Regions from separate parts of the Homo sapiens genome. Here region 2 is linked to region 1. Evidence: chromatin loops called from intact Hi-C (ENCODE). Cell type or tissue: heart left ventricle. All regions are shown on one strand. Links, peaks and the distances in the headings refer to the core of each region. The heading gives the core; the rest is flanking DNA. Region 1 overlaps BMPR1A (bone morphogenetic protein receptor type 1A). Region 2 overlaps LDB3 (LIM domain binding 3).

Region 1 (5,379 bases), core at 247-5,246:
GTTTAGTCTAGGGCTAATTATTCCCCACCACTGAGGCAAAATCCTCCTGAGTCCTTCAACCAAAACCTATGAATTATGGGGTTTTCAACTCTCACAGCTGGTGTGAACAGATCCTACTCCCAGCCTTGTGTGAGCACCAAACACTGTTTTCTCAATCATTTCAGGTGCTCTTTCCCTAGGCTTGGTAGCTTCCTCACAACTCTTCGAACTGAGACAGGCTACTGGCTACACCTGGGTTCCCCCTGTGATGCCCAACCCGAAACTCTGTTCAGGGAGAAGAAGGTGGGCAATCACAAGGCTCACCTCACTTGTTTCTGGTTTCTCAGAGATCAGTATCCTTCACAGCCTGACACCTTGATTGGCAAGCTGTTAGTATATGGGTAGGGTTTACTGATTACAAGCTTCACTGTAAGATAATCTGCCTGGACCATTTCACTGGGCCCTAACAGCAGTATTTTTAGGTTTTATCTCTTGGGCTGAACAGATTTCCTTAAGAAACATCCTACCCATTGCTTAGAGAGCACACACCTGGCTGATAGGGTTCTTTACTATGTGGCTGAAGGCACTGCAGGCAGTCTCAAGACACACCACAGTGAAAAGTGTAGGTAGCTCTGAGGTAACGCAGCATGAAAAAAAAACAAAAAAAGAAAAGTATAGGTAGCTCATATTACAAAGGGCTGATTTCTGAAATATAAAGAGCTTCTATAAATCAAAGAGAAAAAAATCTATGCAATTCAATGGAAAAACAGGCCCCCCAAAATGAATACATGATTTAAATAAAAATATAGATGGTTCTTTTCTTAAAAGAAAAATAAAAGCATACTCAACAATATTTTACTATACACATTAGAGGCCAGGTGCGGTGGCTCACGCCTGTAATTCCAGCAATTTGGGAGGGCGAGGTGGGTGGATCACTTGAGGTCAGGAGTTTGAGACCAGCCTGGTCAACATGGTGAAACCCCCGTCTTTACTAAAAATACAAAAATTAGCCAGGTGTGGCAGTGCATACCTGTAATCCCAGTTACTTGCAAGGCTGAGGCATGAGTATCGCTTGAACCTGGGAGGCAGAGATTGCAGTGAGCCGAGATCACTGCACTCCACCTGGGAGACAGAGTGAGACTCTATTTCTAAATAAATAAATAAATAAAATAATATATACATTACAGTGCCCTTGTGTAATAAAGAAACCAATGTATAAAAAAAGTATTTTAATATGAAAATATAAATTAAAATCACCTTGAGATATTATCACCTGTCTTACTGGCAAAGATTCAGTTATTTGACAAAGGGACTTTGAGCTTAAAATAACCGATTGAGCATACTTGCTTGCTTTTACTAGTCCACTAAAACAGCAATAAAGAGTTTTAAACTTCTTTATCTAACAGGCAAGGAGAAAAGGAGATAAAATAACAGTAAACACTGTTGGAATTCATGAAGCAGATGAATGAGCAGTGACTTTGCACACCCAAAAAGTCTGATTCTTAGGTTAGAAATTGAGAAAACCAAGAAGCAACCAGTTTATACTATGGAGTTCCCCCAAGAACTTCGGAACTGGCCATTGTGGTTATGTCTGGAAGTAAAGTTGAGGGTGACAATAACACCAAGAAGACTGCTTGAAAGTCAATTTTCAGAAAGTCGGACACTGGATTATCCAATACTGTGTTAGCAAATCACTCCCAAACTGAGTGGCTTAAAACAGCAATTGTTATCTCACTGTTTCTGTGGATCATGCATTCAGGAGTGACTTGATTGGGTAGCTCAGGGTCAGATGTCAGCTGAGACTGCACTCATGTGAAAGCTTGACAGGAGCTTGCAGTCACTTCCAAGGTGGCTCACTTCCAAGGCCGACAGGCTGCAGGCTGGGTATTGGCAAGAGGCCTCAGTTCCTCCCTGTGTGGGCCTCTCTCAGAGTTGAGTGTCCACATAGCATGATGCCTGGCTTCCCCCAGAGTGAGTGATCCCAGAGACCATGGTGAAAGCTGCAAAGCTGTTTATAACGTAGACTTGGAAGTCACTTTTGCCATATCCTATTTGTCACACAGATCAGCCCTGATGTGTTATGGGAGGGGACTGGCCCCAAGGGGAGGAACCCCAGGCAGTGAGAATCACTGGGGGCCATTTGGGATGATGGCTACCTCAGATGTGGAGCTCTCCTCTCGACCCCATCTCCTACTCTGAATAATCATATGACTTTCGCATCACCTCCCTAACAGAAGATTCCAAGTCTATTATCTAGAAAGACCCAAAACACGATTTCTCAACTGTGGTACCCCATTGTTGAGGGTGAGGAATTATAATAAAAACAAGGAGGTATGCGAACGTCTTTTCCTCAGTAATCTGAAGTGTTTCCTTTATTATATGCTAAATTGCTGTATGTACTTGGGTTTGTTTATTTATGGGTTTACTAACTTGTTTCATTAATGTATCTAGGTTGGTATGATGTTTTATTATTAAAGTTTATATCCATTAGGGACTGTCTCTTATTACTCTTCTTTTTTGGCAACTGTCTTCTGAAATCATGGCTACATGCAAACAATTCTGGAGCTCCAAATTTCTAAAGAATTATAACGCAAAAAAAAAAAAAAGAATTATAACACAGTGGGTTTCTTGGGACAGATCGAAAACATTCAGATGCCAGAAAGCTCACTATTCCATTAATAAGAAAATCATAAGTAATCATGAACATACAAGAAGTATGAAATTGTGCCCAATTAATTAATTGGTAGTAAGGTCCTTTTCCCTTAAGAGAACTATAGTCTAGTTACATAAAGGAGATATACAACCAGAGAATACAAGTTAATGGTTTCTGCAACTGGCTTTACAAACAGCGGTTGACATCTAATATTTGACAAAATATTTTGCTTCAAAATAAATATCTTCTTACTTGTAACAAAAGCAGCTGGAGAAGATGATCATAGCAATTATGCAGACAGCCATAGAAATGAGCAAAACCAGCCATCGAATGCTGCCATCAAAAAACGGACCTGACAATAAAAGTAAACAATGTAAACAATTGAAATGAAAAAATAATCTGACGTGTTCAATTCTAGGTAGCCTGGTTACTGTAAAACCAGAGAAGATATTTGAGAAGCATGCTCCGACTTTTCTCGGCTAACCTACCTATGACAACAGGGGGCAGTGTGGGTTGCAAATACTGGTTACATAAATTGGTCCGACAACATTCTATTGTCCGGCGTAGCTGGGCTTTTGGAGAATCCTAAAAGAAGAGTAATGATAAAATTAGAAATGGTTTGGTATTTTAAACTGATATGTCTTTTTAGTATTCATAAAATACAATTTCTATTTCAGTGAGTGAAAGGGGCCTGCAAATTTTATATGTAAAAACAGATTATTGAAAGATTAAAATTTGTGCTGAAATAGTGAAGACTGCAAAATGGCTTTTCTTAAGAACATATCTATGTGGATGGTGTGTTAGACACTAGATTAGAACACCAAACCCGAACTTAGGTAATTACAATCATAAACTGGTCTGGTACATATAATCTCACTGTGGTACTGAGATGTGGATGAGATTTAAGATCAGACTAAAAAGTGGAGGGTGTCGTAGTCCAAAGAAAAGGCTGGTTAGCAAGGCAGCTGAGCGTGCAGAGGCGCTGCAGACCCTGCCTACCCCAGCCACGTCGGAAGTCATGAGCCTGATGCAGAGGCAAGTTGAGCATCCATGGTGAGGGAAGGACAAACTACAGAAAGCATTCTTGAGAGCTGATTACAGACCACCAGCCAGCAAGGAGACTGTCCCTAAGAGAGCAGAAAGCTAGCACAGAGAAGGACACAGTCACTGGAAGCGCAGCAGCACTTGCATGTGATGTTTTATTGGATTAACAACACAATATCTGACAAGTTGAATGCTGCAGCCTGGGGAGAACTGCCATTCTGACCAACATGTGAATAGCAAAGAACTGTTTGTCACTACACAAGTAACAAGAATGTAAGCGGAAATTAAGGAAAAGCCTCAGTATAATCAGCTATGACTTTAAAAAGGTAAACATGAGCCTGTGACTTCAGATTCTGTTGGGAAGATGGTCAAGAGCATTTGGAAATGTCCAAATACATATTTTATATTTTAAATGAAGTTTTATTAATAACTTTTAAACAATTTTTACTTTTAAATGATCATAAGGAGAGAGAGAAAAAAGTTAGGGTTAAACTGGAGAGTCTGAAATAATCCCAGATTCAGAGAAAACACATGGAGGAGGAAATGAAAATCATATAACTAACGATGAATGAAAGAAGTGTCAAGCATCCAAAAACGGTTCCAGGAAAGCTAAAATGAGCTTGGCCTTGCAGAAGAGAAAAGTGCAAAGAAAAACCAAGAAAGGGTTTCTTTGGCAGCATGGGGTTTCTCCAAGCAACAGATGTACTGCTGACATGACAGTGGATGATAAGGAGAAAAACGAACAATTCTTCAACTCCTGTCTTGTTTTTTCTTCTCTATGAAGGATGCTGACAGGGATGACGAAGGTAGCTCAAACACTACTAAGTGGGAAACGACATCCCAAATGTACGAAGAGATCTTACGATGCGTTTGTATTCCTTATGAGTTCCTATATTCTAACCTAGGTGAATTATATCCCAGGAAGATGAAAGCCCTTGTAAGAGAGATGGCTGAAAGACAGGTGTAATTTAAAGACTTTAGAAAGATGGAGTGTTGGAAACTACAATAGATAATGGAATGTTATATTTTTATATAAACATTTCATATAAACATGTATATATGTTTATATATATGTTATATATATATGTGTTATATACGTCCCTTTTCTTTAAAAGGGAAAGAAAGTAGACTTTAAACTGGGTGTGGTGGCTACTTGGGAGGCTGAGGCATGAGGATCACTTGAACCTAGGAGTTCAAGTCCAGCCTGAGCAATGTAGTGAGACCCTATCTCTAAAAATAATAATTTTTAAAAAGAAGCCAAAAATAGACTCTGCCAACAGATTAAGGAGCATAGTATTACAGAAAATACAAGGGTTTTGGAATCAAACAGTTTGAATCCTAGCTTTGCCAGTTGTTCACTTTGTGAACTTGAGCAAGTAATTTATCTCTAGGCTTTAGTGTGCTAAAAAATACAGGTTAAAAAAAGATGAACTGGGAACAGTGGCTCACACCTGTAATCCTAGCACTTTGGGAAGCTGAAGTGGCAGAATGGCTTGAGCGGAGGAGTCTGAGATCAGGCTGGGCAAAATAGTGAGACCCCATCTCTAAAAAAATTTTTAAATCAGCCAGGTGTGGTGGTACACGCCTGTGGTCCCAGCTACTCAGGAGGCTGAGGTGGGAGGATCACTTGAACCCAGGAGGTTGAGGCTGCAGTGAGCTGTGATTGCACCACTGCACTCCAGCCTGGGTGATGGAGCAATACC
Region 2 (5,379 bases), core at 297-5,296, 170 kb after region 1:
ATCTCTCACACACCACAGAGCAAAACTGGAAAAACCCAACTCTACTTTCCCATCACAATTCAAAAAGGAGCTAAGCCTTCTGGGGATGTTGGATGTTTCAGACTGAGAGAGGGTGGCTGACAGGGCCATCTTTTCTCAGCTGTCTGCAACCTGAGCCAGAGCCCTTCCTGGAGCCCTGGCAATTGCCCAGTGGCTCCCAGAAGACATCTCTTTGGACGTCCGGGCTCCCAAGAAGGTTTTAAGTTTGTTCAAGGTCTGAAGTCTGATGCGCAGAGGTAGCTCCATGACGCTAGTAATGGAATAACACTTCCTTTTTTGGTGAGGAAAGCCCAATGGGTCTTAGCTAACAAGCTCTCAGCTATGACTCTAAAAATACCCTGCAGCGAGTGCTGTTTGGCACTTCAATTTGTTTGCCAGGGGAGCGCTTAAGAACTCCGCAGAATGCTTCAGATTCTCCACAGCTGCTCTAAGCTCTGTCCTCCTCTGGTGACCAAAGCAAGTGTATCGCTTTGGGAAAGCTGCTTGTTGCTTTTCACTTTTGAGTTCTTGGAATTCTGCTCTAAATGTCTGAAGTACAATTCCAGTCTTGGATTAATAACTAGCTTGGTTTTGAGTCTTCATTTGGCTCCTAGTCTGAACTATGCAAATGCACGATCTGTGTACAGAAGAAAAAACCTAAAATTATACTTCCAAAGGGCTCAGTCGCTTCCTCTCTCTCCCCATTCCCCTCAGAAGAAACATCAGCCTCCCGAATCCTTTGTTGCCAGCAGCAGGAGCAGCTCCGGGCCTCGTCAGCACAGGCGGCCTTGGCCGCCTACAAGTTGATGGTGTGTGCGTGCTTCTTGCACAGGGGTCTGTCCTTCTTGGAGTAGAACGGCTGCCCCTCCAGATTCACATGGCAGACCTGGAGCAGAGAACAGACCTGCGTGAGACCCACGTGGCACAGGGCATGAGCAGATTTCAATCACTTTTTTAAGAAAACGCCCTGGCCAGGCGTGGTGGCTCAGTCCTGTAATCCCAGCACTTTGGAAGGCCAAGGCAGGCAGATCACTTGAGGTCAGGAGTCCAAGACCAGCCTGGCCAACATGGCGAAACTCCATCTCTACTAAAAATACAAAAATTAGCCAGGGGCATGTTGCCATGTGCCTGTAATCCCAGCTACTCGGGAGGTTGAGGCAGAAGAATCTCTTGAACCCGGGAGACAGAGGTTGCAGTGAGCTGTGATTGTGCCACTGCACTCCAGCCTGGGCAACATAGCAAGACTGTCTAAAGCAAACAAACAAACAAACAAACAGCCTTGCCCCATGCATTCTAGAGAAAAGGCAACAGCCTATTTCTCCCACTATGAATTCTTAATGACGGAAGCAGAGTACATGAGTTGGACTATATAAAAACTAAGATTCCTGAAGAACAGAATAAAATCAAATGAAATTAATTAAATTTAATGGAATAGAGAAAATATACACTATGAAGCTGACCAATTCATGCTATCTAAAATAGCATGAATAGAGTCAATACAAGTTCACAAGTCAATATACCACAGAGAGGATTCACGTCTAAAGAAAATCATTAGTAAACTAACAAACACATCAGAGAAGATTGTACTCACTAATAATTAAAGAAAAAGCAAATTAAAACTCCCCTGACTCCAGGCGCAGTAGCTGATGCCTGTAATCCCTACACTTTGGAAGGCCAAGGCAGGAGGATCGTTTGAGGCCAGGTGTTTGAGACCAGCCTGGGCAACATAGTGAGCCTCTGTCTCTACCAAAAAAAAAAAAAAAGAAAAAGAAAGAAAGAAAAGAAAATTAGTTAAAAAAATTACAAGAAAAACTGCCCTGAGATACCACTAGACACATATTAATCTAGCAAGACAAATAAAACAAAAAAACCTCAATGGCCTGTCACCTTTAACCTAATATGCCTGTAGCCAAAAAGCTTAAAAAAAAAAAAAGTATTCAATCAAAAATCAGCAATGCCAAAAAGGAACAAGGCCTACTCGTGCACTGCTAGAGACATGTGAGTGAGCTCAGTGTTCCATAGGGAATCTGGCCATGTTGAACAAGAACCATTGAGATGTGACTACCCTGTAACCCAGTAATGCCACGCTAGAGAATTTTATCCTGCAGAAGCAACTCTGCAGAACAACAAAACAACCTGTGCTCAACTAGAAACTGAAAACTAGTAAAATTTCTCTCAATAGGAAGATGATTCAGTAAATTTTCATGGTGTATTTTTCCAATGGAATGCCACCATTTAAAAAGAGAGATGGGCCAGGCATGGTGGCTCACGCCTGCAATCCCAGCATTTTGGAAGGCCGAGGCAGGAGGACCACGAGATCAGGAGTTTGAGATCAGCCTGACCAACATGGTGAAACCTTGTCTCTACTAAAAATACAAAAATTAGCCGGGTGTGGTGGTGCGCACTGGTAATCCCAGCTACTCAGGAGGCTGAGGCAGGAGAATCACTTGAACCCGGAAGACGGAGGTTTCAGTGAGCTGAGATCATGCCACTGTACCCAAGCCTGGGCGACAGAGCGAGATTCCGTCTCAAAAAAAAAAAAAAAAAGGTAGATATGGAAAAGTATGCAGAGAAATATACAAAAAAACAAAAGAGATGAAATTCTTTTTTTTTTTTTTGAGATGGAGTCTCACTCTGTCACCCAGGCTGGAGTGCAGTGGCGCGATCTCAGCTCACTGCAACCTCTGCCTCCCGGGTTCAAGCAATTCTCCTGCCTCAGCCTCCCTAGTAGCTGGGATTACAGGCGCCCACCACCATACTCAGCTAATTTTTTTTGTAGTTTAGTAGAGACAGGGTTTCACCATGTTGGCCAGGCTGGTTTCAAACTCCTGACCCCAAGCAATCCACCTGCTTTGGCCTCCCAAAGTGCTGGGATTACAGGCGTGAGCCACCACGCCCAGCCCAAGAGATGAAATTCTATATCCCCATGATGACAACATATAGTCTGAGGCTGGAGGCATCCCAGAAAGAAGAGAACTAATTAATATTTGTGGGGACTACCATGGACCAAGCAGGATGCCAGACACTCTATATACAGCAGCTCATTTAATTCTCATGAAAACCTTATAAGGTAGGTAAGCCTTTCTCCCACTTCACAGCTGAAAAAACTGGGGCTCAGAGGGCCCATACGTCTTCCTTAAGTCACAGACCTAGTAAGTTGTAGGCTGGGAATCTCTGTCCATGTCTGTAAGACTCCAGTTCTATGCTAATTTTTCCCCTACCCCATAGAAGAAAGGGACTGTGTTTACTTGAAATTGATCTGGGTTCATGGGTTTGTACAGATGTAGCCCTCTGAGTTTGCTGGACTACTAGTATGTAAGCTGGGCCCTGGGTTGGCAATATGCCAGTAGGTCAGAGTCTGCCAGGAAATCACATTGGCTGGCATGGGTCCCAGCTTAGGAGAGGGCAGTGAAGATCCCTGCTGGGGGGCAGAATTGGGAGCCATCTCCAGGACACTGACATCAAGAGGAGTGCACGTGGAGTCCCCACATACAGGTATCCCCCATGGAGACAGAGAAATCACCCCCTTGAGTTGAGCTTGGGGCAATATGCATGTATTCAGTCCAAGAGAGTTGGAGAGGAAAAGGGCACCACGCTAGCCCCATGTGCAAGGCTCTGATGGTCCAGTTGGGGACGTTATACCTAGGATCACACAGGGCTTCCAATTGGGTTCTGGGAGCCAATGAGCTGCAAAAGTGTTTGAAAACATCCCAGGTGGATGCAGTGATGCTGAGTATAACCAGGCTCGTGTGGAGGCCTCAAGCTGCTGGTGACAATTTAAAGACTATGCAAAAAGATGGACATCCAAGATCTAACTGGTGAGAATGGGCTTTAGGGAAGACAGAAAGGCATCTCTGGAATGAGTCAGCCTGTCAATGACTGCAGCTGTGGGTGGGAGACCATACCTGGACTGGGACAATGCTGGTTGCTTGTGAGAACTTTGGGATGAGTCAGGCTGGGGAGAGAAGGTGTCCAGGGACTGAAGACCAACAAATGAGAAAGGGACAGAACCTCAAAGATGGCTCATAGGTGAGATGGGGCTGAGGGTGGGAACCCTCATAAGGAGTTGTGCCCAGTGTCTTCTTGGTGCAAGGTGGCTTCATAGTGGAGGAGGCCTTCTGCCCACCCAGCACAGGGGGCAACAGGGATGGTCCAACCCCCAGGCTCTGTGGCTGGGTGACATCAGGGCCTGGCTATAAAAGGGTAGCGACCATGGACAGTGCTGACTGCAAGTCCCAGCAGAGTTAGGGTAATAAACTAGGCCAGCTGCAGCAGCCCCTAGGTCTGCCTACAAAAGTTATATTACTGCCCATCCCCTCCTGATACCCACACCAGTGGGGAAGGGCAAGACTTAGAGCAAAAGAGGGATGGGTAAGACATTTTTCCTCCACTAAGGTCGGACCCTTTCCATTGGAACTCAAGTGTCGACGCCAGACAGAAGCTTAACTTTCACCCTGACCCACAGTGCACTTCTCAGGCTCCCAGCCTTCACTTTATATGCTTTGGACTTGAGGGATACTGTCCTGTTCTACTTTTGAATTGCTCACATCTGTTGCTTTGTTCACCTTTCAAGATTCTAGATTCCGTCAGGGTAGAGACTTGTTCTGGAACACTCTTGTACTGCCCAAATGCCAGGAATATTTGGTAAACTGAGTTAGTCTAAAGAATGTGCTATCCTGAGATCTCACTGGTTAGAAAACAGCACATCAGCTGGGAGAGCTACCCCAGATCTTTCTCTTACTAATTTTTTGGAAGTTACAGGAAAATACATGCTCATCAAAAGTGATTTGGAAATATGAAGTGATAGAAAGAGGACCAAAAAAAAAAAAATCCCTCAAGTCCCTCAAAGTTTTCCAATCAAAAGATTTCTTCCTAATGTTAAGACCATGTTCCGGCTGGGTGTGGTGGCTCACACCTGTAATCCCAGCACTTTGGGAGGCCGAGGTGGGTGGCTCATGAGGTCAGGAGTTCAAGACCAGCCTGGCCAAGATGGTGAAACCCCGTCTCTACTAAAAATACAAAAATTAGCCAGGTGTGGTGGCAGGCGCCTATAATCCCAGCTACTCAGGAGCCTGAGGCAGAGAATTGCTTGAACCTGGGAGGTGGAGGTTGCAGTGAGCCAAGATCGCACCACTGCACTCCAGCCTGGCGACAGAGCAAGACTTTGTCTCAAAAAAAAAAAAAAACAAAAGAACCATGTTCCACTTTGCTATATGTTGACAGAGCAGTGAGTATCATGCAGGCTGGTTTGGAGGGAGACCTAACGATCTCCATGTTGATCCTCTAAAGGGCAGTGCTATGGGCCTCTCACAGGCTGGACTTCACTCTCTGGAACTTATTTGTAATATCAGCCTTAGCCAC

The links. A loop is a pair of places that touch in the nucleus more often than their neighbours do. Peaks named below come from ENCODE experiments on the same cell type or tissue, not always from the same donor. Only the 100,000 strongest peaks of a DNase experiment are listed, where the experiment ranks them.
Region 2: a loop joins it to region 1, with 3 times the contacts of the local background. A loop is called at or near these places in 4 of 110 quality-filtered maps.

The regions. Positions count from the first base shown.
Region 1 is chr10:86,897,632-86,903,010 of GRCh38, reverse strand. BMPR1A (bone morphogenetic protein receptor type 1A) reads right to left here. Exons shown (of 13, transcript NM_004329.3): 6 at 3,121-3,217; 7 at 2,885-2,984. Among named protein-coding and RNA genes, the nearest start is that of MMRN2, 57 kb to the left of the region's middle. In heart left ventricle, for the core only: a CTCF peak has its summit at 3,123 (motif pointing right); a DNase peak (open chromatin) is centred at 1,850; H3K27ac peaks cover 2,025 bases; H3K27me3 peaks cover 600 bases.
Region 2 is chr10:86,728,412-86,733,790 of GRCh38, reverse strand. LDB3 (LIM domain binding 3) reads right to left here. Exons shown (of 14, transcript NM_007078.3): 14 at 1-904. The coding sequence ends at 815. Among named protein-coding and RNA genes, the nearest start is that of BMPR1A, 26 kb to the left of the region's middle. In heart left ventricle, for the core only: no CTCF peak of the experiment used is centred there; a DNase peak (open chromatin) is centred at 3,390; H3K4me3 peaks cover 333 bases; H3K27ac peaks cover 3,223 bases.